2 separate regions of the Homo sapiens genome follow, and region 2 is linked to region 1. Evidence: chromatin loops called from intact Hi-C (ENCODE). Cell type or tissue: PC-3. All regions are shown on one strand. Links, peaks and the distances in the headings refer to the core of each region. The heading gives the core; the rest is flanking DNA.

What was found. Hi-C counts contacts between places; a loop is a spot of excess contacts. Peaks named below come from ENCODE experiments on the same cell type or tissue, not always from the same donor. Only the 100,000 strongest peaks of a DNase experiment are listed, where the experiment ranks them.
Region 2: it touches region 1 in a loop (2.4-fold over the local background); 6 of 110 quality-filtered maps call a loop at or near these places.

The regions. Positions count from the first base shown.
Region 1 is chr2:224,477,849-224,494,133 of GRCh38, forward strand. It overlaps CUL3 (cullin 3), which reads right to left. Exons shown (of 16, transcript NM_003590.5): 14 at 4,044-4,230; 15 at 352-497. Among named protein-coding and RNA genes, the nearest start is that of FAM124B, 84 kb to the left of the region's middle. RefSeq lists enhancers at 6,852-8,051, 7,318-7,857. In PC-3, for the core only: no CTCF peak of the experiment used is centred there; a DNase peak (open chromatin) is centred at 7,693; H3K4me3 peaks cover 1,241 bases; H3K27ac peaks cover 2,818 bases.
Region 2 is chr2:224,554,596-224,570,880 of GRCh38, forward strand. It overlaps CUL3 (cullin 3), which reads right to left. Exons shown (of 16, transcript NM_003590.5): 2 at 3,064-3,261. Among named protein-coding and RNA genes, the nearest start is that of CUL3, 23 kb to the right of the region's middle. In PC-3, for the core only: no CTCF peak of the experiment used is centred there; no DNase peak of the experiment used is centred there; H3K27ac peaks cover 4,607 bases.

The DNA.
Region 1 (16,285 bases), core at 4,000-11,999:
TCCCAATTTGTAAAATGAAAGCATTTAATGAATGGTAACCATTATTAATTTTTAGAAGTAAAGGGAGTTTGTTTACACAAAGGTATTAATAGCAGTGAAAATCTTTTCTTAATACTTCATGTGACAATATTCTACTATCATTTTAGTTATAAACACATTGGTTCCGAGAGTGTGCACATATTTGGATGTATCACCATGTTTAGTTACCAAGTGAGTGCCATACATTTCATAAGTGTTACATCACTAGGATTTCTTAATTGTAAAATTGTTTTTAAAATTAGTTGAATACAATAATTTTGTTAATAATGTTACTGTTTTTTCTATATTAGCCCAGTAGTGAAGAGTCCTCACCTCCGCTACTAGAACATTGTGCTGCATCTTCTTTCTAGATTTCATTATCCGCACTATAGCAGCTTCTATCTCATGTTTTCTGTCGTCGTCTACTTTCTGCCTTGTTTCTTTCCTCTCTGGGTCGGATTCACCTTGTTTGGCAGCAACTAAAATAGAAATAAAGACATTTATCATAAATCTAATTTTAAAATTTGGTTTATAAGCAAGCTTATTATAATTCAATGTAATCCACAGATAAAAACCAATTTCAGCCTCTGAATATACACACTTATTAATTCAAGTACGCATTCAGAAACTGTCTTAATGTTTACTTGAATACTAAATTATCCTTTTCAAAAATGAGGAATTTAACTTTGAGATAATAAAGTTGATTTTGTTTTTATGCAGAATATAATTTCTTACCTGGAAGAAAAACAGTAGCTGAAAATATTCAGTAGTAAAATTACCAGTAAATAATTTTCATTGCTTATGACTATCAGAGGTCAATTGATTATTTTATTACCATGGCTCCAAGTTAAAACTCACCAAAATTATCTCAGATAGGTATCTGTTGTCTTACTAACTCAAAATGTAGCTGTAATCTCTAAGGCTTTATGAGGAGACAAGAGTATGTACTGCCAAGATTCAGTCAGTGAAATAAATAATTTAAAAGTACCACTAGGATGTCAGTTCCTAAAATCTCCTTGCCAAAAATCTCCCTAGAGTTCTGTTATCTAACCATTTCTTGTCATATATTTTATTATGCTTTTTATGTCACAACCTCATCACAAATTCATACCAGATTCCAATCTTTAGGAGTCTTACTCTATTCTTCCCTATAGTCTTCAAAGCAACTGTTAAGGGAAATACAGAAGTCGTCTTCTCCTGCAACTCTGCTCTGAATGAAATAGCAGAAAAAGAAAACTGGTGTTTTATTCGTTCACCAAAAGGAGATAGATGTGAAGTTTCTGGAGGTAGAAACCGTAAAATTGCAAAGCAGCACATGGGGCATTGCTGACTGAGGCATGGGCATAGATAGCCACGAGACAGCAGATTGTACAATTTAGAAGATCATTCTGGTGTGCGTATCCATTCAACTGTTTCTAATTAGAATCCTTTGGATAAAAATACTGCTTTCGGTGTCATTTCCCAAGTGTAAGATAATCAATATCTTAGTAAAAAAAAAAAAAATTCGATGAAAATAATCTACTAAGAATGATGCTTATGATGCTTTTCCTCAGAAGTTGATGTCATGAAAAAATAAAAAGATAGAGGTACTGGTTTAAATGAAACTAAAAAGACATAAAAATTAAATGTAATGTGGAAATCTTGATGGAATCATGGATCCAAAAAGTGAGATATAAAAGAAATTTTTGAGACAACTGAGGCAATATGGGTGGTAAACAGATGACATGAAATTAATTTTCTTGGATATGATATAGGAGACGTGTGCTAAAGTTTTTTAGGGGGAAACTACTGAGATATTTGTAAATTAACTTCAAATGCTGTAGCAAACACATACACACACACAGAGGAAGGCAGGGAGGAAGACAAAATTCTAATGACTGGTAAACGTAGGTCACAGCCATATTGATATTCATTATAGTGCTTTTCACTTTCTTTGTGGATTTGAAAACAAAAAATACAAAGTTGCAGGGAAAAAAGTAGTTGTTTAAACAATCCCTTTGGCTCATCTGGATGTGGTCACCTAAATAAGTGTCTTCTTAAATACCTGCAGAAAAACATGGATGTGCAGATCGTGCTGATGAGTCAAAATGAGTATTCTTTTTAAATGGGAGGGGAGGGGCTCACTCTGGAGCCTAACACAACACTCCTCACTTGAGTGCAGCAGAAGGGGTTGTTGTGCAAGTGCCTATATATGACCTATATGCACGCTGGGGGATGGAATTTGAGAAAGGCAGGTGGTGGTGGTGGTGGTGGTGGTGGTGAAGACTGTCAACTCTGGAAACTGCCCCCCCAGATTACAATTAATCTAATTCTTTTCAAAGGCTGTGTTATTTTAGTAATTCCTTTAACTTCTTTGCATGAACTTTTACTACTGGCTACAGTAAAAGCAGCATAAATAGGTAGGGTCTGAGTCTTCGAATATTTGATTATGTTACTGAGCCTTTGACAGTAAAACCAATGTGGTCACAATATTTACCACCAAAGAGAAAATTTTGACTTAAACTATGAGTAAGAGCCAAGATCATTTAAAAACCATTCCCAAGAAAAAAACATTGCTTTGTAGAATTTTATTGCTGAAAAGAACTTTTAAGCTCTAGTGAAATTCATCATATATATATTTCTGTTTTGAACATACCTAAAACACTACATACACATACTCCAGATACACACATAAGTGTGCACACTTAACACGAAAATCTAAAAATCTATGAAGACTTTTTTAAACATAATACTAATATCTGATATTATTATTGCTGGACATGATAGAATCTGGGATAACAAAGACAGTTACTTATTTAGGGTACAGTAGGGTGAGGGTAAGGCAATCCAGATAAATATTCCCACATATTTTCCTCTAATTCTAGGATACAAATGAGCCCTAAAATCCAAAACCTGCATCTGCCCAAATGTATAAAGTAGTTATGTCTTGCATTGGAAGAAAAATAAATTTTATTCCATGACACTGGCTAGCACAGTTTTGTTTTATTCTTAATATATATTTATGTCAAGACATGGGCCAATCTTGGCTAATGCAGATTACTATGATACAGTTTACAACTACAAGACAAAGGGGGCAAAGCCTTGCCAGAGACACTACTCTGTTCTACAAAGTATACATACGAAACAAAAAGATCAAAATGAAAAACAAAAATTTAAGTGTGCATATAAAGCTCTAGAATCCATGTACTCTGGTAATCAACTGTATATTTAACATTACTTTTAAAAAGACTATCATAATATACAATATAAATAACATTTTTTTAAAATCAACAAATGACAGTCATTTAAAAGATCATCTTATTTATCTTAGGACACTGTTTTATTGCACACATATTTGGCTGTAATGAATATATTAGTACTAGGAAGCCTATCTAATACTAGTTTTTAAGCCAAGTAGTAAACAATTAGTTTTAAACATCAATCAGCAAGGGTGGAGTGCCTTTTTTCCCCTTTAAATACACAGAAAACAAGCATCTTACATTATGTTAAATGTTTAATGAATAGAATTTTCATTATCGACTTATATGGCTCTATTAAAAATCATTCACATCAGTATCATTTCTATGTTTTTAAATTAAAGAGGATATGGGTTTTAAGATTTTGAAACAAAAAATATTTATCAAAATATAAATAGCAACATCCAAACATCAAACTTTTATATAGGTCTCCCAATTCTGAAAAACTTCTAAATCAGCTTTAAAATTAGACTTCCACTGACTATTAGTTAACAACTTAAAAACAATTTTAAGTACCAATATGTTCATAAACTGTATTCTATTTATTGAAAAACATGAAAAGAAATACTTTGTTCACACTATAAATTACTTTTTAAAATGCTTACTGTACTTGGATTCAAATGCATTTTGATACAAATACTTATCAATAAAAGCTGCTTTCTTTCTTAAGCCTAAGTATCATGCAGCACCAGAAAAGGAGTATTTTTAAAAGAAATCCAATAGATGAGATTTTTTTTCTAAAGAGAAAAATATATAATTTTTTGAGAGGAAAAATATAATTCCAGATACCTGTTTGAATCTTGACTCTGTGTAGTTTGGATGTGAATTGATCATTAACTGTAAATATATGACCATTTTCTATTTCCTTTGATTTGGGTTCTTTTGTAAGAACCCGCTGTGTTGGTTTACCACAGGCGAGGGACTGTAGGGCTCTAACAAGCTCTCTTTCAGGGATATCTGTCTCTTGCTGAATTTCCTGAAATTTCATCAGATTAACATAATTAGACTTTTTGAAAGATTAAAGTTAGTTAATTAGCAAGTAAACTGACCAAGCAGTAGTTAAAAAGAGGTAATTCCATTAAATAAATAATGCACAAAAAAGAATTCTCTTGAGTACTATGACACATCATTAAAATCTCATTATTTGAACAAACGAGAGGAAAGGGTGATTCAAGTTATAAAATATTAAAAAGACATGTACTTTTTTGTTTCAGGAGATACAATGGCTAATCCAAAAATGTTATCCAGCAGAGATTATCAGGAACCTGCTTCAACATTTAGGTAAAAATAAAGTGTTAACCAACATATAATTGCTAATTTTATAAATATTTTACAATCTTCCATCCAAGTTTATCCAGACTACTCTTTTGCTTAGTAATTTCTTTCATAGAAAAAAGGAAGGTAAGCCTGAGCTCAGGCCTTCTACCATACAATCAAAATTTACCATCCAGACTGACCATATGTATGCTTCTATGACCAAATGAAGAAAAAAAAAAACCTGGAATTACATTAAACATAAATATCAACAAGCAATCTGTTTTGAAGTTCAGGTAATAATCTTTACTGCGTATTATGAATAATGATGTGAATGGTATGAATAAAGTGTAATACTAGGGGAGAAAAAGCAGCTCAGGAAAGAATGCTGTGTAATTTTAAATTCACTATTCTGTCAGTGGGACAGCAAGGAAACTGTACAGTTATATGATTTAGTCTCTACATGTCTATAGTGATATGTGATTGAGTAAAAGTCTTGACACTAGGATTTATTGCTTTGATGCACTGTATACAGCTATCTGTCTCTTTCTCAAAAGCAGCTTATGAAGAGTGGGCATGAAGATGGTGATATTCAGATTATACGAGTAACTGATCTGGAGAGTCAGTCATTCTCTCTAGACAAGTCTTTGAGCAACAGTTCTGTTCTCCTAAAAAACTGTCAGGTAGGCAAGGATTCAGAGAAATGTGATTTTCAGTGATTACACATATTCATTTTCTTCAAATAATCTCTGGTTATATCTACCTACTTTAGACATTTCAAATAGTATAAATGCTAATCCCAGAAAATAGGTGCTATTATTAGAATGAAGATGTTTATTATTACATACATGCTAAAAGTGATTTATTTACATACTTTAGTTATTGCTTAATCATATTCAATGAACCAGAAATACCTTAGGTGGTATTTTAAGATTACAGATCATCCCAAGAGGTAACTATTACCAAAAGTATTTTATAAAAGTCAGTCCTAAAACCTTATAGTGGGGAATTCTTAGCTGCCTAAGAACAGAATGAAATGCCCCTAAAGTCATAAGGTTGTATATATAATGAGAGAGTTAAGCATAACAGTAGTTAGTATACTAGACATCTTTCTATTAGAGTTAGGAACAAGATAAGGATGCCTATCTTTACTATTACTATTTTACCTGCACTCTGGTAATCAATTGTATATTTAAATTACTTTTTAAAAGCAATGTTTTCCTATTCATCTATATATACACATGAATACAAGTATATGCATATACATGAACGTACACGAACACATCCACCTATACACCAGTATTAGTGTTAAATGAGACCATAACATGAATTTTTCTATTAATTTCTTCAGATTTTTCAGCTAGCAAAAAGAGATTAAAGCTACAAGGAATTCCATAGTACTGTTCTATCATGACACAAGTGGAGATTTAGACTGGATCCAATGTTCTGTTGGTACATGCATTTCTGACTTTGAGCACGAAAGCCTGTTTTTCAAAAGCAAATTTCTAGAAATGCACTTGCTTCCTCAAAGTTATAAATATTTTATATTTGCGCCAAGCACGGTTGCTCACGCCTGTAATCCCAGCACTTTGGGAGACCAAAGTAAGAAAATCACTTGAGCCCAAGAATTCAAAATCAGCCTGGTCAACATAGCAAGATCTGCTCTCTACCAAACATTTAAAAAATAGCCTGTAGTCCCAGCTACTCATGAGGCTAAGGTGGGAGGATGGCTTGAACCTGGGAGGTCGAGGTTATAGTGAGACATGATAATACCACTGCACTCCAGTCTGGGCAAGAATGAGACCCTGTCTCAAAATTTTTTTTTTTTAGTATTTGATAAATACTAATGAACTGCTTTCAAGTTGCTTAACAATTTAACCCCCCACAAAAATAGTATATGAATATCCACTCCCTCACACCCTCTTCAACGCCAGATTTTCTTTTGCTCATGTTTGGCTAAAAATGAAATCTCATTATTTTAATTTGTACTTCTCATGACCACTATGGGAAAAAATATTTTTATATTTACAGGATATCTGTAATCTTCTATGCTTTCTCTATCTATATTCCTTCATGTTTTTATACTCAATTGTTTGCCTTCATACTGATTTACTGATGCTCTTTATAGATTATGGTTTTCAATTTTTATGTTATAAGTAATTTCTCCTAGTCTATTTTTAACTTAATGTATCTCATCATATAGATGTGTTATCACTTATGTGGTTAAATCTGTTAATCTTTTCCTTTATTATTTTGGTAATACATTTTTAAAAAGACATTTCTCACATTAAGGTTACCAAAATATTCAACATTTTCTTCCATTATTTATATAGATTTGCACTTATATTTAGATTTTCACATTTATCTGGAATTTTATATTTGATGTGATCCATGGAATTGAGGTCTTAATACTACCCTCTTCTCATTCCCACAAATAAAAAACAATTAAATTCAGTTTTTAGAAACGACAAATTTGAGATCTGGCAAGATGGCCGAATAGGAACAGCTCCGATCTGCAGCTCCCAGCGAGACTAATGCAGAAGGTGGGTGATTTCTGCATTTCCAACTGAGGTACCTGGTTCATCTCAATGGGACTGGTTAGACAGTGGGTGCAGCCCACAGAGGGTGAGCAGAAGCAGGGTGGGGCGTCACCTCACCTGGGAAGCACAAGGGGTCAGGGAACTCCCTCCCCTAGCCAAGGGAAGCCCTGAGGGACTGTGCTATCTGGCCCAAATACTACGCTTTGCCCACAGTTTTTGCAACCCGCAGACCAGGAGATTCCCTTGTGTGCCTACACCACCAGGACCCTGGGTTTCTAGCACAAAACTGGTCGGCTGTTTGGGCAGATACCAACTTAGCTGTAGGAGTTTTTTTTCATATCCCAGTGGCAGCCGGAACCCCAGCGAGAGAGAACCGTCCACTCCCCTGGAAAGGGGGCTGAAGCCAGGGAGCCAAGTGGTCTTACTCAGTGGGTCCCACCCCGACAGATCCCAGCAAGCAAGCTAAGATCCACTGGGTTGAAATTCTCACTGCCAGCACAGCAGTCTGAAGTCAACCTGGGACACTCAAGCTTGGTGGGGGGAGGGGCGTCCACCATTCCTGAGGCTTGAGTAGGCGGTTTTCCCCTCACAGTGTAAACAAGGCCTCCAGGAAGTTCGAACTGGGCGGGTGGCAAAGCTGCTGTGGCCAAACTGCCTCTCTAGATTCCTCTTGACTGGGCAGGGCATCTCGGAAAGAAAGGCAGCAGCCTGAGTCACGGGCTTGTAAATAAAACTCCCATCTCCCTGGGACAGAGCACCTGGGAAGAAGGCAGCTATGGGCCCAGCTTCAGCAGAATTAAATGTTCTTGCCTGCTGGCTCTGAAGAGAGCAGTGGATCCCACAGCGCAGCACTCCAGCTCTGCGAAGGGACAGACTGCCTCCTCAAGTGGGTCCGTGTCCCCCATGCCTCCCTGACAGGAGACACCTCCCAGCAGGGGTCAACAGACACCTCATACAGGAGAGCTCCGGCTGGCATCTGGCAGGTGCCCCTCTGGGACAAAGCTTCCAGAGGAAGGAGCAGGCAGCAATCTTTGCTGTTCTGCAGCCTCCACTGGTGATACGTAGGTGAACAGGGTCTGGAGTGGACCTCCAGCAAACTGCAGCAGACCTGCAGAAGAGAGGCCTGATTGTTAGAAGGAAAACTAACAAACAGAAAGCAATAACATTCAACATCAACGAAAAGAATGCCCATGCAAAAACCCCATCCAGAGGTCATCAGCATCAAAGATCAAAGGTAGATAAATCCATGAAGATGAGGAAAACCCAGTGCAAAAAAGATGAAAATTCCAAAAACTAGAATGCCTCTTCTCCTCCAAAGGATCAGAACTCCTCGCCAGCAAGGGCACAAAACTGGATGGAGAATGAGTTTGACAAACTGACAGAAGTAGGCTTCAGAAGGTGGGGAACAACAAACTCCTCTGAGCTAAAGGAGCATGTTCTAACCCTAAGAAGCTAAGAAGCTAAGAACCTGGATAAAAGGTTACAGGAACTGCTAACTAGAATAACCAGTTTAGAGAAGACCATAAATGACCTGATGGAGCTGAAAAACACAGCACAAGAACTTCGTGAAGCACACACAAGTATCAACAGCCAAATCGATCAAGCAGAAGAAAGGATATCAAAGACAGAAGATCAACTTAATGAAATAAAGCGTGAAGACAAGATTAGGGAAAAAAGAATGAAAAGGAACAAACAAAGCCTCTAAGAAATATGGGACTATGTGAAAAGACCAAACCTACGTTTGACTGGTGTACCTGAAAGTGACGGGGAGAATGGAACCAACTTGGAAAACACACTTCAGGATATTAACCAGGAGAACTTCCCCAACCTAGCAAGACAGGCCAACATTCAAATTCAGGAAATACAGAGAACACCACAAAGATATTCCTCCAGAAGAGCAACCCCAAGACACATAATCATCAGATTCACCAAGGTTGAAATGAAGGAAAAAATGTTAAGGGCAGCCAGAAAGGTCAGGTTACCCAAAAAGGGAAGCCCATCAGACTAACAGCAGATCCCTCTGCAGAAACCCTACAAGCCAGAAGAGAGTGGGGGGGGCCAATATTCAACAATCTTAAAGAGAAGAATGTTCAACCCAGAATATCATATCCAGCCAAACTAAGCTTCATAAGCAAAGGAGAAATACAATCCTTTACAGACAAGCAAATGCTGAGGGATTCTGTCACCACCAGGTCTGCCTTACAAGGGCTTCTGAAGGAAGCACTAAATATGGAAAAGAAAAATCGGTACCAGCCACTGCAAAAACATACCAAAATGTAAAGACTATTGACACTATGAAGAAACTGCAACAACTAATGGGCAAAATAACTAGCTAACATCATAATGACAGGATCGAATTCACACATAACAATATTACCTTAAACGTAAAGGGGCTAAATGCCCCAATTAAAAGACACAGACTGGCAAATTGGATAAAGAGTCAAGGCCTATCAGTGTGCTGTATTCAGGAGACCCATCTTACATGCAAAGGCACACACAGGCTCAAAATAAAGGGATGGAGGAATATTTACCAAGCCCGCCCCCCCCAAAAAAAAAAAAAAAAAAAAAAGCAGGGGTTGCAATCCTAGTCTCTGATAAAAAAAGACAAAGAAGGGCATTACATAATGGTAAAGGGATCAATGCAACAAGAAGAGCTAACTATCCTAAATATATATGCACCCAACACAGGAGCACCCAGATTCATAAAGCAAATTCATAAAGTCTCTACAAAGAGACTCAGACTCCCACACAATAATAGGGGGAGACTTTGATACCCCACTGTCAATATTAGACAGATCAATGAGACAGAAAATTAACAAGGATATTCAGGGACCTGAACTCAGCTCTCGACTAACAGACATCTATAGAACTCTCCATCCCACATCAACAGAATATATATTCTTCTCAGCACCATATCACACTTATTCTAATATTGACCACATAATGGGAAGTAAAACACTCCTCAGCAAATGCAAAAGAATGGAAATCGTAACAAACAGTCTCTCAGACCACAGTGGAATCAAATTAGAACTCAGGATTAAGAAACTCATTCAAAACTGTACAACTACATGGAAACTGAACAACCTGTTCCTGAATGACTAGTGGGTAAATAACACAATGAAGGCAGAAATAAATACGTTATTTGAAACCAATGAGAACTAAGACACGACGTACCAGAATCTCTGGGACACGGCTAAAGCAGTGTGTAGAGGGAAATTTATAGCACTAATTGCCCACAGGAGAAAGCAGGAAAGATCTAAAATTGACACCCTAACATCACAATTAAAAGAACTAGACAAGCAAGAGCAAACAAATTCAAAAGCTAGCAGAAGACAAATAACTAACATCAGAACTGAAGGAGATAAGAGAAAACAGAACTGAAGGAGATAAGAGAAACAGAAAACTCTTCAAAAAAAAAAATCAATGAATCCAGGAACTGGTTTTTTGAAAAGATTAAAAAATAGATAAGACTGCTAACCAGACTAATAAAGGAGAGAGAAGAATCAAATAGACACAATAAAAAACGATAAAGTGGATATCACCACCGATCCCACAGAAATACAAACTACCATCAGGGAATACTATAAACACTTTTATGCAAATAAACTAGAAAATCTGGAAGAAATGCATAAATTCCTGGACACATACACCCTCCCAAGACTAAGCCAGGAAGAAGTTGAATCCCTGAATGGACCAATAACAAGTTCTGAAACTGAGGCAGTAATAGCCTACCAACCCAAAAAAGCCCAGGATCAGACGGATTCACAGTCGAATTCTACCAGAAGTACAAAGAGGAGCTGGTACCATTCCTTCTGAAACTATTCCAAACAATATAAAAAGAGGGACTTCACCTTAACTCATTTTATGAGGCCAGCATCATCCTGATACCAAAACCTGGCAGAGACACAACAAAAAAAGAAAATTTCAGGCCAGTATCCCTGAGGAACATCGATGTGAAAATTCTCAATAAAATACTGGCAAACCGAATCCAGCAGCACATCAAAAAGCTTATCCACCATAATCAAGTTGGCTTCATCCCTGGGATGCAAGGCTGGTTCAACATATGCAAATCAATAAACGTAATCCACCACATAAACAAAACCAATGAAAAAACCACATGATTATCTCAATAGATGCAGAAAAGACCTTTGGTAAAATTCAACACCCCTTGCTGCTAAGAACACTGAATAAACTAGGTATTGAACATATCTCAAAATAATAAGAGCTATCTATGACAAACCCATAGCCAATATCATACTGAATGAACAAAAGCTGGAAGCATTCCCTTTGAAAACTGGCACAAGACAAGGATGCCCTCTCTCACCACTGCTATTCAACATAGGATTGCAAGTTCTGGCCAGGGCAATCAGGCAACAGAAAGAAATAAAGTATTCAAACAGGAAGAGAGGAAGTCAAATTGTCTCTGTTTGCAGATTACATAATTGTGTATTTGGAAAACCCCATCGTCTCAGCCCAAAAACTCTTTAAGCTGATAAGCAACTTGAGCAAAGTCTCAGGACACAAAATCAATGTGCAGAAATCACAAGCATTCCTATACACCAATAATAGACAAACAGCCAAATCACGAGTGAACTCCCGTTCACAATTACTACAAAGAGAATAAAATACCTAGGAATACAACTTAAAAAGGACGTGAAGGATCTCTTCAAGGAGAACTACAAACCAAACAAATGGAAAAATATTCTATGCTCATGGATAGGAAGAATCAATATTGTGAAAATGGCCATACTGCCCAAAGTAATTTACAGATTCAATGCTATTCCCATCAAGCTACCATTGACTTTCTTCACAGAAAGAGAAAAAACTACTCATAAGACCCAAAACCATAAAAACCCTAGAAGAAAACGTAGGCAATACCATTCAGGACATAGGCATGGGCAAAGACTTCATGACTAAAACACCAAAAGCAACTGCAACAAAAGCCAGAATTGACAAATGGGATCTAATTAAACTAACGAGCTTCTGCACAGCAAGGAAACTATCATCAGAGTGAACAGGCAACCTACAGAATGTGAAAAAATTTTTGCGATCTATCCATCTGACAAAGGTCTAATATCCAGAATCTACAAGGAACTTAAGCAAATTTACAAGAAAAAAAGAACCCCATCAAAAAGTGGACAAAGGATATGAACAGACACTTCTCAAAAGAAGACATTTGTGTTGCTAACAAACATGAATAAAAGCTCATCATCCCTGGTCATTACGGAAATGCAAATCAAAACCACAATGAGATACCATCTCATGCCATGTGATGCTGTGCTTCAGTGGTCACGCTCCTAGTCCGCTTTCATGTTCCATCCTGTACACCTGGCTCTGCCTTTTAGATAGCAGTAGCAAAATTAGTGAAAGTACTAAAAGTCTCTGATATGCAGAAATAACGGCATAAGCTGTCCTCTCTCTCTAACCCCCTCTCTCTCTGCCTCGGCTGCCAAACAGGGAAGGGCCCCCTGGCTGGTGGACAGGTGACTCACGTGACCTTATCAATCATTGGAGATGACTCACACTCCTTACCCTGCCCCTTTTGCCTTGTATCCAATAACAGCGCAGCCAGGCATTCGGGGCCCTACCGGTTTCCGCGTCTTGGTGGTAGTGGTCCCCCGGGCCCAGCTGTCTTTTATCTCTTTGTCTTGTGTCTTTATTTCTACAATCTCTCGTCTCCGCACAAGGGGAGAAAAACAACCGACCCTGTGGGGCTGGACCCTACAGGGTGATGGGTGCAGCAGACCACCATGGCACAAGTATACCTATGTAACAAACTTACACGTTCTGCACATACATCCCAGAGCTTTAAAGAAAAAAAAAAAAAAGACATTTATCACATCCCAGACACCTACAAATATATTAGTTTGCTTCTGGACTCCCTTTTGTTCAAATGAGCTGTCTGTCTATGCATTTTAAATAATGTTAACTTGTATACTTTTTAATAACAGAGAATACAACCGGAATTTTCATAACACAAATAATGCTAAGATGGATACCCCATTTACCCTGATGTGATTATTACACACTATATGCTTGTATCAAGATATCTCACGTATCCCATAAATATATACATGTACTATGTACCCATAAAAATTATAAATTAAAAAAACGTGATATGGTATGTTTTGTTATTAGGACAAATTCCTTCCCCTTTCACTGAGCTTTCCTACCTAAGACCCATCCCTTTTCAAAAGTAGTTTTGCCTAATCTTGTGCATTTTCTGGTCCAGATGAATTATGGAATCAGCTTGTCGAGTTTTATTTAAAAATATATATATTTTGGACATTTCATTTCAGATTTCCTTGAATTTATAGGTGACTTTTAAAAACAGCACACTTATAACTTGTAATTCTCCCATTTGGGTACATTTACCCTTTCATATTCTTTAGCTTTTACTGTCTTCTTGGTATAAGTACCCTGTCTACACAGTTCTTGTTAAGATGATTCCTGGGAAGGCTATGATTCTTAATAAAACATCCTTTTCTTCATGTCATTTACTGATTAATGCTGGTTTACTGAAAAGGTATTTTCTTTCCAACAAAACTCTTCTAAAGAAATGTTTTCTCACTGATTATCATGTATTGCCAAATTGACAATCATATTATCTACAGATTTTGATAATTTTTTCAATTTCTTCCTGATACTTATGAATTTCATTCCTTTCTTCTTCTTAGTATATTAGGACCTGCAGAGCAAGGCATAATAGTAGTAGTAAAGATAGGCAACTTCATCTTGTTCCTCAGTCTAATAGAAAGGTGTCTAGTATTTTCCTACTAACTACTACAATGATTTAGTTTGTCATCAGATACAACCTTATGGCATTAAGGGCAATCCATTCTAAGGTGGCGATGAGTCCCCCACTTTTATAAGGAATGAGGACTGGCTTTTATCAAATACTTTTTGTTCATCTATAGAGATCAAATGGTTTTCTCCTTAAAATGGTGCCTGGCAATTAGGCAACTGCTTGTTTTTACAATTATTACAATATCTTAATAACGATCTTTTCAAAAAGTTTTCCTATGCTGACCTTTCTTTGTATTGTAGGGATAAATCCTTTTTGAACACAGTGCATTATTCTTTCAATACACTACTGAATATGACTTGCTAATATTGAGATTTATGCTTTCAGTGTATTAGAATCTAAGGAGCAAGGCAGAATGATGAATAACCTTAAGCTTTCTTTCTCTTTTGTATTTTCCTTGCTCAGTTTTAGCAAAAAAATTATGCTAGCCTCAGATATTTCCTGAGAGCAGTATGTCTATTTTGCCTTCTGAGTTCAAAGTTCGCTAAACAGCCTTCAATTTTAACTTGCTAATTGTGTTATTCAAATTTCCTATATCCCCCTTTTCAACTCAGGTTAGTCAATAAATTTGTAAGGAATTTCCATGATTCTCGAGTTGTCTACTTTCCCTTGTACTTTCATTTTCCTTTCTATATTGTGAAGTTATGTCCCTAATGATTGCTATAAATTATTGATGAATATCAAATACTACTGTTAAGTTTTCTATTTAAATTCTGACATTAATAGTGCTATTGTCTGTAGTTTTTAAATTTCAGACTCATTCTCATAAAATTATAAAAAATAAAGAACATTAACAAAAATATGTATTAATAGTTCTTATCCATACCTCTTTCAAAAACCCACTGCTAATTACTAAAGTCCAAGGTACAGACTACCACTGTATGTATTTCCTATTTTTAGCTGTTCTAAATCACAATAAACTTACCTTTAGTCATTCAAAAAACATGAAAAGAAAAAACCTCAGCAGCAGCCTGACTACTACAGATTAAATATGACACTACAAATTAATGCCACCTGTTGTAGCCAGCTTCTATGACAGCACGTAATAACCCTGGTATATGTTAATCTTGTGTGGTCCTCTCACTATCAGGGCTGACTTGGGCAACCAAGAAAATGAGAAGTGACACTACATGTCTTCCAGGGAAAGATCAAAAAGGCACTGCAGGTTCTGCCTGGGTCTTCTGGATTGCTCGCTCTTGGGAAAACCAGCCACCAAGATTTGAGGACAAAGAGCCACATGAAAAGGCCCATGTGCAGAGAAACTAAGGCCACTTAACAACATCCAGAACAAATTTGCCAGCCATGTGAACCACCCTGGAAGTGTATTCTCCAGCTTCAGTCAAACCGTCAGATGACCAGAACCCCAGACAACATCTAAATGCAACCTCATGAACCCCAAGCCAGAACTACCCAACTGAGTATCTTCTCAATCCCTAACCCACAGAAACGAGAGATAATAAATTGTTAGTGGTTGTTTTAAATCACTAACTTTTGAAATTCGTCATGTGGCATTAAACAATACACCATCTTACTGAACTCACACAGAATATTCAAAAATAAAAGTTCACCTTCCTTTAAATTATTATAATTAAATACTTTTAACTATCTCCACTAATTTGTGGAGGTGATTTCTTTAAAAAGGCTAGCTAATAAAACATTAGCAACAGACTGTAGAGAAACACGTGGTGTTGAGTAAAGACACATTTCTTGTGCCTTCTCACAATGCCCCAGATTTGAGGTGTCAGCAGCCAGAAGGCTTTGGAGCCATAGGCATGGCATTCTATATACACTACAATCAGTTTCTGCTTTGTGACTTAGCTAAAGTTGGAAAACTTACAGATATTCTCTACTTAATTTTAACCTTCCATCTAATAACTGCTTATTAGCATCAATGATTCCAAGTCAGATGGGAAAAGGAAAAGCTTGAACCACTAAATTTTCCAGCAATTCCAGTAACAGCTTTAAAAAATGAATTCGTATTTTTTATTATCCCATTATTTTTTACCAGGTCTTTATAAGCCAGGACTCTGAAAATCAACTCTAGCATTTACCAAGTAGCTAATTTTGTTTAAAATATTTTATCCATTAAGAGCCGCAGATTAAAAAAATGACTACACAAAAACAGCTGTTAGAGATAATTTAATTCCACCTCTGTTTGAAAAGCCTAGGTTTGGGTAAGGTACTCAACGCTTGCTTAATCAGTATTCTTGGGACTCAATCAAATATAACTCATGCTTGAAAATCAAGGTAATAATAAAATAAAAATAAAAGTAAAAAAAATTCAAGGTTACTCCCTAGGTAAGACCCACATGGAAATCCATAAGAAAAACTTCTCAATTTAGCCACTGAGCTACTAAAATACCTAGATTTCAAGCATTCCCTTTAAATATATCACATAAAAATGATGGCTCTCTTAATTATACTAACTTCCA
Region 2 (16,285 bases), core at 4,203-12,202, 77 kb after region 1:
CTTGGTTTCTTCATTTGTAAAACAGACATAATAGTAGTATCTGCAACATTGGGCTGTGACTGTTAGCTAAGTTAAAACATGTAAAAGCACTAGAACTGGGCCTAGCACACAGTAAATGCTAAATAAAAGTTAATTGTGTTAATTATCATTCCCTATAGAACCTCTGACGAATGAGAACATGCCCCTCTTCCAAGTTTACTTCTTTTCCATTGTTCTTAATCCCATACTCTCTATATCCAATAACTCAGCTGTTCCAATCTTCTCTCCTTCAGCAGCTTTAAACAAAACTCTTCCACTTGTCCTTTTGATGCCAAATTTCTTAAATTGGTCTTTTCCATTTCCCACACCTACTTACTATAGTTTGCTCCTAAGATTCATCCCTTGGCTCTGGGCTCTTCATTTTCTGAACTCCAACACTTGTTCCTCAGTATACGTTACCAAATGCCAAATCTCCACATCTAATTTTGAGTTCCTGCCCAAGCTCTAAATCTATGTGTCTCCAAACATACGATATCTCTACTTGGGCATCTTACTATGATCTCACACTCAATTTTCCTCACATGCAAAATGATTTCTAAGGTATCTTCCAAGGATAAACATTTTCAATATAATCTAAACAAAACTTATCATATTCTCTACCCATTTCAAATCAGTTTCCCACTATTACTTCACAGTATTTGCAATTGGTGGCACTATAATTCTCCCAGTAAGCAATCTTTGTCTAGACTTAAGTTTAGAATTTCTGACATCATCCATTCATTTCTAGCCTATCACTTTACCCAGATCTTTCCAGGTCTTCTCCTGATTTTATAAACCTCCTCTCAATTTTACATTTATAGCATCCTCATAATATGCTGCCACATAATCACCCACTTAAAATCACATCTTCAAATATTCTGTCACATTTTCACCCACTTAAAAACCTCCAATAACTGTCTACAGTTTAGTCCAAATTACTTAGTCTGGCACCCAAATTTTTCTACAATCTGTTCCCAAACCATCTTTGTAACACTACAATCCACTAATCCCTGTAATTATTATATGCCTCAGTCAAACTCTACTTACCACCTAAGTTTAACCAACCAGTTCATCTCTATATAATTTCACAACATCTGCCATCATGGAATGCCTTCCACCACACTGTTCATATATATCCCAAATATTTTTCAAGGCTCAATTCAATTTCATTCTTTCCCATAAAATCTTACATCCCAAGGCAACCTCTCCTCCGTTTGAATTCTTAAGCCATTTATTGCCTATGCAACTCACTTGCCACTTAATTATATAATGCCTCACACGGTTATCTAAATGTGTGTATCATCCATCTCTCACATCACAATAAAAACCCCAGGAAAGGATAGTATCTTATCTCTTTGCATCCACTACATTATGACTGAAAGCTGTGCATAATAGGCACTTAATAAAAAACTGCTGATTGTGTGAAAAACACAATCACCTTGCTTCATAAGATACTAACTGCGTGGCTCATGTAATTCCCTTTAAGAGAAAGAAATTACAGAAGAAAGAGCAGAAATAGAAAATTACTGTTCTGGAACCACCATAGTAATAATGATTCATGCAAGAATCATCAATGGATGCTAAAACCATCACATGAAAGTTTCTAGGGAACAGGATATTCATACAGTGTCAAAATATATCTGAACAGATTACTTATGAATTACAAAGGGAAAAAAGGTACCTTTACAGTGGAGAAATCTGGCGGACACCAATGATCAAAGTTAACATCACCAATAATGGGATAAACTGACATCAAGTGCCTCCTGATGTGATGCACTGAGGACACAACATCACTTATGTATTATTCCTGCCAAAAATGCATAACCTGAAACTAGTCATGAGGAAACAATCAGACACACCAAAAACTGAGGGATAATCTACAAAACAACTGACCTATACTCTTCAAATATGTCAATGTGCTGAAAGACAAAGAAAGGCTGAGGAACTGAACATGAGATCCTGGACTGGATCCTGGATCAGAAAACAAATTGCTATAAAGGAAATCACCACTAAACAGGACAATTGGTGAAATCTGAATAAGGAATGTATTAGGCAACAGTATTATATTGTTAAACTGCCTGATTTTGATCATTGTTCTTTGGTTAAGTAAGATTTCTTTATTCTTAAAAGAAATGTTGCAAAGTCTTTTGGGGTAGATGAAATCTAAAACTTACTCTCTAATGGTTCAGCAATAATAATATTGGTAACAGTAATTATAACACATATCAATAGAAAAACTGGCAAAAAAAATGTAGCAAAATGTAAACAACTGGTGAATCTAGGTGAAGGGTACACAAGAGTTCACATCGTGCTATTCATGAAACTTTTTTTTCAAAATAAAACTTAAAAAATAAATACCCCAATACCACATAAAGACTATGAGAAGTTTTTATCAGTCTGTGTGGTATTTCACATTTTATTTGACAATCTTAAAGCAAGGCATTGTAATAAAATTTATTTTCTAAATGAAATTACATTTTACATGCATTGGAAGAGTTCACTCTATAAAAACATTTGTTCTAAAAAAATACATCTTTCTGAAATCAGAGAACCATTTTTAATAATGTGAACAGCCCAACAATAATTTATCTTTAAAAAAAATTCAAATGTACCACAGAACTCAGTTAAAATAAAGTCAATTTTAGTTAGTGATCCATCTTAGAAATATATTTTAAACAACGTAGTTTTATTGTTTTCAAATATACAGAAAAATGAGAAAGTAAAAATGGGCTGATTAAATCATTTTAAGGAAAAAAATTCCTTGTAATTAACATATTAATAAGCATTTGTGAATTACTGAGTTTGCTTCATTATGATTTAAAGAAAGCATTTATTATAGCTCACAAACTTCATCTCTCAAATATCCAAATTTTCGATTTAGCTGATTATAAATTTTTCATGAGTGCTTATTAACAGTCACGAATTAGTAATTTCTATAGGCTTCTGGCACCTTTAAAAAGAACACTTCCGGTCAAAGTGCAATATGGTATAAAGGATTTTCTACATTCAATATAGTATTAGCAACAGTCCTTTAAAGTTTGATACCTTATTTATGAGATGTTCGGTAACAACTTCTCTTAGTCCAGTGTAGAGCTTTTCTCCATGTTTATGCAAAACCATTGTATATGCATTTCTATAGAGCTCCTCAAAACTAAGACCACTGTTATTCTTACGCTGGATTTCTTGAATTGCATTTTTCAGAAGGTCCCAAATGCTGTTTACATATTTTTCATCCATGGTCATCTGTAATATCCAAGAGAGAGAAGAGACAAAAAAAAAAAAAAAAAAAAAACCAATGGTTGAAAGTCTTTCTATATTTGTCCATATATAGTAAATATTGTATTATATAGATATGATTATAAATCTATGACACATAAGAACATTAACAACCTATTTTAACAGGGGGAAAAAAAGGATACATTTAAAAATAGGTTCTAGATCTGTTAGAAGCACTTTCTCATCTTTTAAGACCTCCCTCCAATCTTACCTGGAGCAGAACTCTTCACTTTAAATAAAATCATAATGATTTATATACCCGTAAGTCACTTACCCCTTATCTCTCTCCCACCAAAATACTTGCCAAGTTAAATCCCAACAGCCCACATACTCCTGACATATATCCGTATAGCTGAAAGAAAACAAAGAATAACATATGCCCATATTTTTGGTCCATCTGAGTTTAAATTCATAACCACTAACGTTAAGTGCAGCCTTCATGCAACCCCACAATTCCACTAGTCAGTCTACTCACTCTACTCTTCTAGATGATTTTATACCACCTCCTCCATCCTCACTCTATGATTATGACTGCTTCCTATTCCACTGAGAAAATAAAAACAACCCGATGAGACACTATACAAATTCCCATCATATTCACACACCAACCGACCTGATTTTATGCCAATAAAACCTGCTAGGTTCTTGTGCTCAAAGTGCCAAGTTATTGTACTCGAAGTATAGCATAAGGACCAGACACATAAGCAACACCTAGGAACTTGTTAGAAGTGCAGAATTTCGGGCCCTACTCCAGACCTACAGAAACAGAATCGACATTTTAACAAGAACCCAATGTAATATTATACAGAATGAAATTTGACAAGTAAATCTCTAGTTCTATGCCAAACCACCTATTGAAAAGGCCTCCCTTGGCTGGGCGCAGTGGCTCACGTCTGGAATCCCAGCACTATGGGAGGCCGAGGCGGGCGGATCATGAGGTCAGGAGATCGAGACCATCCTGGCTAATACGGTCTCTACTAAATATACAAAAAATATACTAAATATACAAAAAAAAGATTAGCCAGGCGTGGTGGTGGGCGCCTGTAGTCCCAGCTACTTGGGAGGCTGTGGCAGGAGAATGGTGTGAGCCCGGGAGGCAGAGCTTGCAGTGAGCCAAGATCCCGCCACTGCACTCCAGCCTGGGCAACAGAGCAAGACTCTGTCTCAAAAAAAAAAAGAAAGAAAACTCCTCCCCTTAGTAATCACACATCTAAGCATCATCAAAATTTTTCCTCTGGTAGATAATTTCCATTCATACTGAAAACTGTCAGTTTCACCACATGGACTGGCTCATGCCTGTAATCCTACCTAGCATTTTGGGAGACTGAGGCAGAAGGATCACTGGAGCTTAGGAGTTTGAGACCAGCCTGGGCAATACAGTGAGACCCTGTCTCTACAAAAAAATTTTTTAAGAATTAGCTGAGCGTGGTGGCGCATGCCTATAGTCCCAGCTACCCGGGAGGCTGAGGGAGGAGAATCACTTGAGCCCGGAGGCAGAGTTTGCAGGGATCCAAGATCACAACACTGCACTCCAGCCTAGGTGACAGAGCAAGATTGTGTCTCAAAAAAAAAAAAAAAAAAAAATGTCAGTTTCCTATGTCAAAAACAAATCCTCACAAACCCATATATTCCTTCAGCACCATCTAATCTCTCTTTCCATTTATGGCAAAATCACAGGCAAGAAGAGGAGATTGTACATGCACTGTCTCCAAGTTCCATCTTTCCATTATATCTTGAATCTACTCCAGTAGGGCTTTCATCTCTACCATTTCACTGCAACTACTCTTGAGAAGGCCACCAGTGACTTCTATATTGCCAAAATCTAATGGGCAAAGTCTCAGTTCTCCTCTTACTTACCTATCCAGCAGCATTTGAAAGAGCTGATCACTCCTACTCCTTGAAACAAATTTGGCAAGGCATGGTGCCTCACACCCATAATCCCAGCACTTTGGAAAGTCAAAGCGGGAGGATCACTTGAGTCCAGGGTTTCAAGACCAGGTTGGGCAATATGGCAAAAACCCATCTCTACTAAAAATACAAAAATTAGTCGGGCATGGTGGCATGCACCTGTAGTCCCAGCTCCTTAGTGGGGCTGAGGCGGGAGGATCGCTTGAGCCCGGGAGGTCGAGGCTGCAGTGAGTGGAGACTGCGCCACTACACACCAGCCTGGATGACAGAGCAAGACCCTGTCTCAAAAAAGAAGAAGAAAAAAAAGAAACAAATTCCTCACTTAACTTCCAAGCACTACAATCTCTTGTTTTTCTTCTACTTCTGTCTCCTATTCATCTGTTTTACTGGCTCTTAATTATCACCTAAACCTCCAATCCTAAAGCTCAAGTTCTCGATTTCTTATCTAGCCACACTCAGTTTTTGTTTTTTGTTTTTTTTTAGTCACACTCATTTTCTAGGTGGAGTTGATCTATTCTCATGGTTTTAAATCAATCTTAAAATTGATACATTCTCTGGCCCCCTCTGTACATGCCAGAGTCATATATCCAGCTACCTACTCAATGTTTCCACTTTAATGCGTAGTAGGCATCTCAAACTTACCAAGCCTGAAACAGAACTCCTCATCTTTTCCCTCAGTTGGTTTCCCCTGAAGTCTTTTCCAGCTGAACAAATGTCCACTCCATCCTTCCAGCTGCTCCGGCCAAAATGCTTGTGATCATAATTAACTACTCTCTGACCCCACTACTACTCCAACAGAAAATGCTGTTGTCTCTAACTTCAAAATGTATCCCCAGAATTCAACTCTTTCTCACCACTTCCACTGCTACTATCCTGGTAAAACCACCACCACCTCCAACTGGTCTCCATCTCCACTCCTGGCCTGCTATCATCAGGCAACCAGGGTGACCATGTAAAAGCATAAATCAAATCATGTCACTCATTTGCTCACAACTCTCAAATGAGTTCTCATTTCCCCTGGAGTTGAAGTCAAAGTCCTTACAATGTTCTATAAGCTTTATTCGATCTGATAATCTCTCAACTTCATCCATTTTTTCCTTTTGTTCGCTCTGCTCCATGCACTCCCTGGCATACATCAAACAAGCTGATTTCAGTGTCTTCGTATTTGCTATTCTTTCTGTCTGAAATGTTCTTCCCTCAGTTTCCTGCATGGCTCAAACCTCTACTCAACTGTCATCTTACAGTGAAGTTTTAAATGCCCACCTTATTTACAGTAACAGCCTCACCTCACTACTGATCCCCAACTCCAACCCACATTCTTCATTATTTTCCTGGTCTCCCTCTCTACAACCAAATGTCAGCTTCATGAAGGCAGGGATCTTTTTTTCACTGCCAAATTCCTCAGCCTCTAAAACAGTATATGGCACATAACAAGGATTCATACTTCGGTGACTGATTTTCTGCTAATATATGACTAATGACCCCTTTGTAAATGCCACATAAAATCTCCAAGTTCTGCATTTACAACCTAAGCAACATTGATCAGCTTCACACAAACTTCTGATCTGAACTGGATAAAAATTACTGAGTTAGTGGAATCCTCTCCAAGTCACGTCTGATGTGTATGAATGTGAAAAGAGGAAGGAGTAGGCAAAATAGTTATTTTAGTCACCCTGGCAGTAAAATACCAGCTCAACTCTCAATCAAGACGATCCTTAAGCAAATGACTCAAACTGAATCTTGTTATTCTGATCTTTTCTGAAGAGCTTGAGAAGGAACTTTAACAGAACAATTTCTTTTCTTTTACCGAAATCCTATCCAAGACCTAAGTCTGTCAGAGACTTTTATCAAATGACTGTAAAAGAATTTACCCCTACACCTATACTGCTACCTCTTTTTAATCAGATATCCTGATAGGATGTCATCCATATAAAATGTACTGATGCGGCTAACTTTTCACAAACAGAAGATTCAAGGCCATGTAATAATGATGGCCTCAAATACCATAGCTACGTACGTGCAATGTGGTTTTAGTTTGTTGACTACATATGCTGAGGTTCTAATAAAGCAAACTAAGACACTATCTCTTGACATTGAGTAACAAATAGATAAAGCAAAATACTCAGAACAATTTCAAAAAAGAGAAAAGTTAATGTCAACTATAAGCCTCAAAGATACCTATACTGCTAATAGCTGAGCAAAACATCAAATCATCTTTACAGGCTCTATAACCTAAGATCCTCTGAAAGCCAGAAAAAGTATTAAAATGTCTCTACCCAGAGTAAATTACTAAATTTTTCTACTAGAAGCTGAAGAATTTTAAAACTATAAAACCAAGAGGCTTCAAACATTGTAAAAGTACTCTCACATTATTATAACATAACCATTTTCACATATATACATCAAGAGCTGTTTTACTACACAAGGTTGTATGTAGTGCGTTTTTTTTTTCTTTTTAAATTAATGCCTTATTGATAGATAAAAGATGGGGCTGCAGGAAAAAATGTTCCTTCTGGTGATAGCTAAGGTTAAAAATTTTTCTAACAAATGAGAAGAAGAGCCAGGCACAGTGGCTCCCGCCTGTAATCCCACCACTTTGGGAAGCCAAGGTGGACAGATCACTTGAGGTTGGGAGTTCGAGACCAGCCTAGCCAACATGGTGAAACCCCATCCCTACTAAAAATACAAAAAATAGCCGGATGTGGTGGTGCGTGCCTGTAATCCCAGCTACAGGGGAAGCTAAGGCAGGAAAATCGCTTGAACCCGGGAGGTAGAGGCTGAAGTAAGGCGAGATCGCGCCAGCCCACTCCAGCCTAGGCAACAGAGCAAGACTTTGTCTCAAAAAAAAAAAAAAAAAGACGACGACAATGAAAAATAGACCCAGAGAGATTAAATGACTTACCCAAAATCATAGAGCTGGGATTAGAACTTATATATCCCAAAACCTAGTCCAAATCAGTGGACTAATGTCACATTCCATTGTGCTAATATGGTAAAGTAACATCACAGTCACTGATTATCTTGGTAAACATAGTTAGTATACTGGTAGAGAACATGGGTTTTGCTGTCAGACAGCCTTAGGTTTGTGCCACAGCTTTGTTACTCACAAGCCATGTGACCTTGAGAAAATTAAGTCCTGGGTTCAATAACAGCATCTATCTCAAAGGGCTGTCATGAAGATTAAATGAGAACGTCAGTAGATTTAACACAGCCCAGAGCACAGTATAATCCCTCATGCATCAACAAAGGAAAGTGCCCAATGATAGAATCTCTTGAACGCTCATCGACAGTCATCAAATAAATGTCAGAAAGAAATATAGCTTTTTCAAGCTTAGCAAATATACAGATATGAGCTAAAACAAAGGCACCTTAAGAATAACACTATGATAAATGCACCTCAGTATAACGTAGCTTTCTTTTAGAAAACATTATTCCCCTACATCTCTTGTATACTACTTTTCCAGAGCCATTTAAATCATTTTCACCCTGAGAACTCTGTCCTTGGCTCTTGTCACTCTCTACTGGGTCTCTATGTATTTTCATTCATTGTCATGGTTACATCTATTATCCGTACATGCAGGGTTCTAAAACTTAAGAGGGATTCCAGAGGTTCCTAAAACAATAAACAAAACTTTCCAAGTATACTGTGTGTGCACTTCTTTTCTGGAGAGTAGGTCCCTAATTTCTATCAGATTTCCTAAGTTTGTCCATATCTTAAAGAAGATAAACTACAACAGTCCTCCTATCTACAGTTTCACCTTCCTTGGTTTAAGTTACTAGCAACCAACCACTGCCTGAAAATATTAAATAAAAAATTCCAGAAATATCAATTCATAAACTTTAAATTGCATGCCATTTTATGTAGTATGATGAAATCTCATGCCATCCCACTCAGGATGTGAATCCTGAATTACATCTTTGTCCAGCATTTCCACACTATGTTACACACCCCACACCCATTAAAAACTTGGTAACTTAACAGCCATCTGGTTTATCAGATCAAAATCACAATGCTTATGTCCAGGCAATGTTTATCTTACTTAATACTGTCCCCAAACCACAAAAGTAGTGATGCTGACAATTCAGAAATGCCAAAGAGAAGCAATAAAGTGCTTCCTTTAAGTGAAAAGGTGAAAGTTCTCTACTTAATAAGGAAAAAAAAAGGTATGCTGAGATTGCTAAGATCTATGTTAAGAATAAATCTTCTCGCCAGGGTGGTGGCTCACACCTGTAATCCCAGCACTTTGGGAGGCCCAGGTGGACAGTTCACTTGAGGCCACAAGTTCAAGACCAGCCTGGCCAACATGATGAAACTCCATCTCTACTAAAAATATAAAAATTAGATGAGTGCAGTGGCACACACCTGTAATCTCAGCTACTTGGGAGGCTAGGGCACAAGAATCACTTGAACCCAGGTGGAGGCTGCACTGAGCTGACATTGTGGCACTGTACTCCAGCCTGGGCAACAGAGCAAGACTCTGTCTCAGAAAAGAAAAGAACACATCTTCTTCTATCCACGAAACTGTGGAGAAGGAAAAAGAATCTGCACTAGTTTTGCTGTCGCAACTCAAAACTACAGAAGTATGGCCACTATCATTCACCTTACTTCATCTCATCACATAGGCAGTGTATCATCTCATACCATCACAAGGGTTAAGTACAGTACAAGATATTTTGAGAGACCACATTCATGTTCTTTTATTACAATATAGTTATAATTGTTTTACTTTATTATTGTTGTTGCTAATCTCTTATTGTTTCTAAATTGTAAATTAAACGTCATAGGAAAAAACAGTACATATAGGGCTCAGGGCTATATGGTTTCAAGTATCCACTGGGGGTCTTGGAATAAACAGATTCCCTGTGGATGGGGTGGGGACTTCTGTACTGGCATTTACATTAGTGGCTCCCAAATCTATACTGCCTGCCCAGATCTTCCCCACAAAGTCTAAAACTCTTGTTTCAACCACCTGCTACACATCTCCAATCAAAAGCTCCAGACACAGATCAAACTTATCATGTCAAAAATCCCTGACAACTCACCATCCAAACCTGCCCAAACCTTCTTCCTGTAATCTCTAATTCAGTTGTGGCAATATAAACTACCTAATTATACAAGCTAGAAACATAAGCCTTATATTTTTTCTTATCTCTCATCTCCTTCTTATCCAATCATCAAGTACTACTGACATTAACCCCAAGGTATTTCTCAAATATGTTCCCATTTTTTCATCCCGAATACAGCTGACCACTGAACCATGTGAGAGTTAGGAAAAACTGACCTCCTGAGCAGTCAAAATACTGTGTATAACTTTTAAGTCCCCCAACTACTAATAGCTTACTGTCGACCCAAAGCTTTACCAATAACATAAACAGTCTATTAACACCTGTTTTGTATGTTACATGTATTACACACCGTATTCTTAGAATAAAGAGAAAAAATATTAAGAACATTGTAAGAAAAAGAAAATGTATTTGGTATTCAATAAGTGGAAGTGGATTGTCATAAAGGTCCCCATCCTTCTGGTCTTCACATTCAGTAGGCTGAGGTGTAGGAGGAAGAGAAGTAGTTGGTGTCTTAGGGGTGGCACAGGCACAAGAGATGGAGGAGGGAGAGGTAGAAAGGGAGGCAGGAGAGGGAGCCATACTCTGTAACTTCACAAAAACACATTGTAATTTGCCTGACTTTTCTGCTTTTTCATTCCTCTAAAAATGTTTCTATCTGTTCCCAAATCTTTTGCCACTGTTTGTTTTAAGTTTCAGTGCCCACATCATAAAACAGTCCATGTCGTAAAAGTCAAAGCATTCTTGAGTATCAGAAACCTCCTGCCAGATTCTCTAATGTCAACTTGGTTTTTGGCACTGCTTCTTCTACATCTTCCTCATCATCTGTCACTGGTTCAGAAGCGCTCATCTCCATCAAGTCATCTTCCGGTGTGATGTCCATTAGCTCTTGAATTTCTTCAAGATCCATATCCTGAAACCCTTCACTCCTCACTTTACCACAGTCTTTCGTGATTCTGACTGGCTCTGTTGTAAATCTTGGGAAGTCATGTACAACATCTGGACACAGTTTTCTACAGCAATAATGTATCATTTCAGGCTAGATGGCTTTTATGGCTTTTTAACAATGATGGCATCTTCAATGGTGTAACCCTTCCAGACTTTCATCATGTTCCCTCTATTGAGGTTCTCTTCCATAGCAATGACAATCTTTTCCATAGATTACTACTGCTGCGTTTAAAGAGCCTTAAAGGTCCTTATTGACCCCCCACCTTCCCCATCTACAGGCTGAATTAAAAACACTTTAAGGTCAAGGATACCACTTCAACACCTTCAGTTTTGAAGAACTCATGAGATTCTGGGTGGCTAGGTGCATTGTCCAGTAGAAAAAATACTAAAAGGCAATCCCTTACTGACAAGGTACTTCCTGACGTCAGGGACAAAGCACTGATGGAACCAATCCGGAAAAAGAGTTCTCACTGTCCAGGCCAGGCCTTTTTGAACAACCAAAAGACTGGCAGCTAGTGTTTATCTTTTCTCTTCAAGGCTCAGGGGTTAGTAGATTTATAGATAAAGTCAGCCATGATCAAAAACCTGACTGCACTTGCACAGAACAGCAGAGTTAGCTTATCCCTTCCTGCCTTGTACACCCTAGTATGTGCTTCTCTCCTTTACTAGTCAATATCCTTTGTGGCACTTTTTTCCAGAATAGGGCACTTTTGTCTACATCAAAAACCTGTTTAGACAGATCCTTTGTCTCCAATGATTTTCTTGATGGTGTCTGGGAACTTGTCTGCTGCCTCTTCAATGGCAGAAGCTGCTTCTCCTATTACCTTGACATTTTTTAAGCCAAACTTCTTTCTAAAAGTATCAAACCATCCTTTGCTGGCATTATATTCTCCAGCTTTAGATCCTTCACCTTCCTTTGACTTTGTCATATAATGACTTTGCTTTTCTTAAATCATATTAGAATCAGTAGGTATACTTTTCTTACAGCAATCCTGCACCCACATACAAGCTGCATATTCAATATGAGATAAAAAAGTATTTTGCAAAAAGCACAAGGTTTTTGCACCAGCTGGCACAGGTGTAGCGATGGCTTCACAAACTTCCTTTTAACAATGGTCCTGGCTTCATTTACCTTGAAATGGCAGGTAACCACAGCTGCAGAACTTAATCTAGTACACATCAAGCAATTCAACAATTTCTTGTAACGTCATGACTTTTCTCTGCTTTTTGGGAGCACTTCCAGGTTCACTGGGGGCACGTCGAATGGGTTCCATCGTGTTATTCCAGGTTTACAGTTTTCCACTAAACATAATGAAAAATATGTGAAAACCGCAAAAGAAAACTTTTTACTACACTACAGAGAGAAACTGCTCACACGAAGATGATTAGTCACAAGGTGTTTTTCTCTTTGTTTTCGTTTTTGTTTTAGACAGGGTCTTCTTCTGTCACCAAGGCTGGAGTGCAGAGGTGCAATCATAGCTCACTGCCGCCTCAAACTCCCAGGTTCAAGGGATCCTTCCGTCTCAGCCTCCTGAGCAGCTGGGACTACCGTTGTGTGCCACCATGCGTGGCTAATATTTTTAATTTTTTTTGTAGAGATGGGGGTCTTGCTTTGTTGCCCAGGGTGGTGTTAAAACTTCTAGGCTTCGGCCGGGCACGGTGGCTCACGCCTGTAATCCCAGCACCTTGGGAGGAAGAGGTGGGCGGATCACCAAGCCAGGAGATCCAGATCATCCTGGCTAACACGGTGAAACCCCATCCCTACTAAAAATACAAAAAAATTAGCCGGGTGTGGTGGTGGGCGCCTGTCGTCCCAGCTACTCGGGAGGCTGAGGCAGGAGAATGGCGTGAACCCAGGAGGCAGAGGTTGCAGTAAGCCGAGATTGTGCCACTGCACTCCAGCCTGGGCAACAGAGTGAGACTCTGTCTCAAAAAAAAAAAAACCTTTCACCTAGTTCACTGCAAGAGCCTTCCAAACACTATGAACTCCAACCTCATGGAATCTACTTCCCTCAAAATCACAATCAAAATAAACATAGGCACACCATGACCCTGTTCAAAACCTTTCTATGGTAGCATAGTAGGCACAGACCTAGTTTATGCTCACTTATCCACACCTGTCTGACATGTATTTCCCAACAACATTAAACCAATGGGAATTCTTAAATATACAACTTGCTGTTTCTCACTCTATTTCCATCACTGTCACAGCCCCTCCCCACTTATTTCAGTTCCCATGTCTTTTTTCCCCCCTGCTTTTGGTCCTCCTTTGCTTTGCCTTTTCTTTATCTGATTCTTTACACATATCTTCTGAACACAGCTAGGTGTCATAACCTCTAGGAATCCTTCACTGAACTCCTCAAGCAAAGTTAACAACTCCTTCTCAGTTCTTCCGTGATATTTTATAGTGTAAACTGTATTTACTTAACTATACACTAAATAAACTGTAGTGTATTTTCGTTTATATGGGAATGTGGTGATAGTCTATAACTACTAGTGACAGTTTGTAACCATCACTACACTCCCATGTAGCTGAATTATCTGTTCATGCATCTTCCTCCACTAGACTATGAGCTTAAGAGATTATGCATTTTTCTTCAATGCCACACAGAAGGTTGTAAACAAATGTCTGTTGAATGAATACTACTTTATCCATGTTATACCAATGTAATTTTGACAACACAAACTTTTTACTTATAAGGCACAATGATACAGGAAAACGGTTGAATGTGTTTACCCTCAGCAATTAATCTAATTTTTAAATAATCAAATCTTTTTCTAACAGAAGTAGTGTACAAGTAACACACTTTTAAATTTTACATCAAGCAATATTTTCAGATTTTTCCCATTCACCTAAAGGCCTCACCCAGAAGGCTGCTTAATCATTAATTTTACTAATAAATATTAACTGGGAAAAAAAGGGTAGACGAAATAGGCCCTTCAGAAGCAGATCAATAAGCTACAATCTTTCCCTAAATCAAATAAGTCCAAAAACTACATATCAAATGAAATGGGCTTCAAGTGCAGATTAATACATACACATGATCGGGTCTTGGCATCAAATGCACGTCAACATCCTTGGCAAAATAATTATGTTACTAATGAGCTTTAATCTTTCCACTTGCCCATCCCTGACACAGAAGCAACATTAACTGCTACTGAAAAATTTTTTAAATGCCTAAATGTTCAACTCTCACCTCATCAATATGTTAACAATAAAAACTTTAAGCTATACTTCATTCCAGGAGCAATAAAATTTAAAGGCTCTAACTTTATGTATTAATATATTTTTTAAAAGAGAAGTAACATTCTTTTAAAGTAACATTCTAAATTACTTGAGCAGGGCTTTAATCCCATTGATAAACTGATTAAGTTGCAATAACTGCAAATACACTAAGGGATCTAGCAACTAATGCGTCAGCAAAACAATAAAATAAACTGCACACACATTTATCATCTATATACACAAACATGTAATATTTGCTATCTAATTATCAGATGTATACAGGACCCTTCCCCAAGAAGGCCAAGTTACAAAATGATCAGCAAGCAAATTAAATTCATTCAGCAGAAAAAGAAACAAAAGCTTTTTTAAAGGAAAAATATAATTAAGGATTCTTAAATGTTTATAGTTTAGTAAGACTTTCAAAAACCAAGTCAAGAATTTAATTTTTGAAAGTGATCTTTGCCTCCTTACCTCCCTCCAATCCAGGATTACAATTTTCCCATCAGAAAAGTATCAATAACAAAAATAAATCTATAATGGTCTTTGTTTTCTTTAAAGCAAAATCTTTTCATTTACATTACTTCAGATGATATAAAAAATATAACCTTCAAAATGCCTGAATTTGAAAGGATGTCAGTCTATTATATACTTACACATCTTGAAGGTTCTGTGATTACTGAGAGAACTACATCATGAGACAAATTAAAACTAAATGAAAAGAAGTGAATTCTTAACATCTACTACATACAAAGGACAAGAAGTCTTTAGTCCTCTGTGAATAATTTTCTACAAGAAAAAATTTAGAACAGGGTGGGTGGGGGAAAGGGTGAGAATTTGAAATTCCAGGCAATTCAGAATGACACAGCTAGAAAAAAAATAAACAAGGGAAAATACTTGATCTTAATTTCAAGCTCCAGTCTCAAAAAAAAAAAAAAAAAAAAAAGCTTTGGTACAAGCATCTGAGGAATGGCAGTATTTTTTAAATCTGATACAACTAAACTATTAATTACATAAGGAAGCTCCCTCCCAAACTGTAAGCACCTCACAGTAGATAAGGTCTTTATGTTATTGTACCCCTTACAATGCGTGGCACAATGTATAGATAATATTAAAAAAAAATGATCTGAATACAGTCCATTTGCAGTTAATGATAAGGAGTCTTATTTGATGACCAAACAGTATACAACTACTTATGACATCTGCAATAATACCATTTATCCATCAATTATTCCTTAAGCAACATCAACCATCAAAAATGTAGCCAAAGATCCAAGCTTTGAGAAAAACAGCCCAGTGGGACACATTCAAACAGACTTTGAACAAATTAACCTTTCAAAGCTCACTTTCCTCATTTGCTTGTGGCCAGAGAAACGTGAGACGGTGGACTGTGGGGTAATTAAGAAAGTCTGTGAAAGCATCTGGCACACAGCACTTGCTCAATAAATATGTTTGTTTCTTCCTTGCCTATGTAGAAGAGACATATAGCCTTGATTAGTGACTTAAAACTGAATGTAAAAACTACTGATGTTTGGTTAACTGGTTTCTCTGGTTACAGTGGAGAACAGATGGGAGTGGGGGAGTGCTGCCAAAAAAAGAGCTGATGCCAAGGAAAAAGAAAAAAAAAGATTATCAATTAGAAAAGCACAGCAGCATGGGACAATTCCATGAAATCACAACCTGATCGACATTCAATTGGGCTCTAGTATCATTACATTACAGAACAGTAACATTCATAATGAGAAAGTTAAATCATCAATAGAAGGTTCAATTATGATTTGCATTTCAGTCCTCAATATGAGTAGGCTATCCAAAACTCAATTTGAGAATGTGGGAAATGTGAAACAA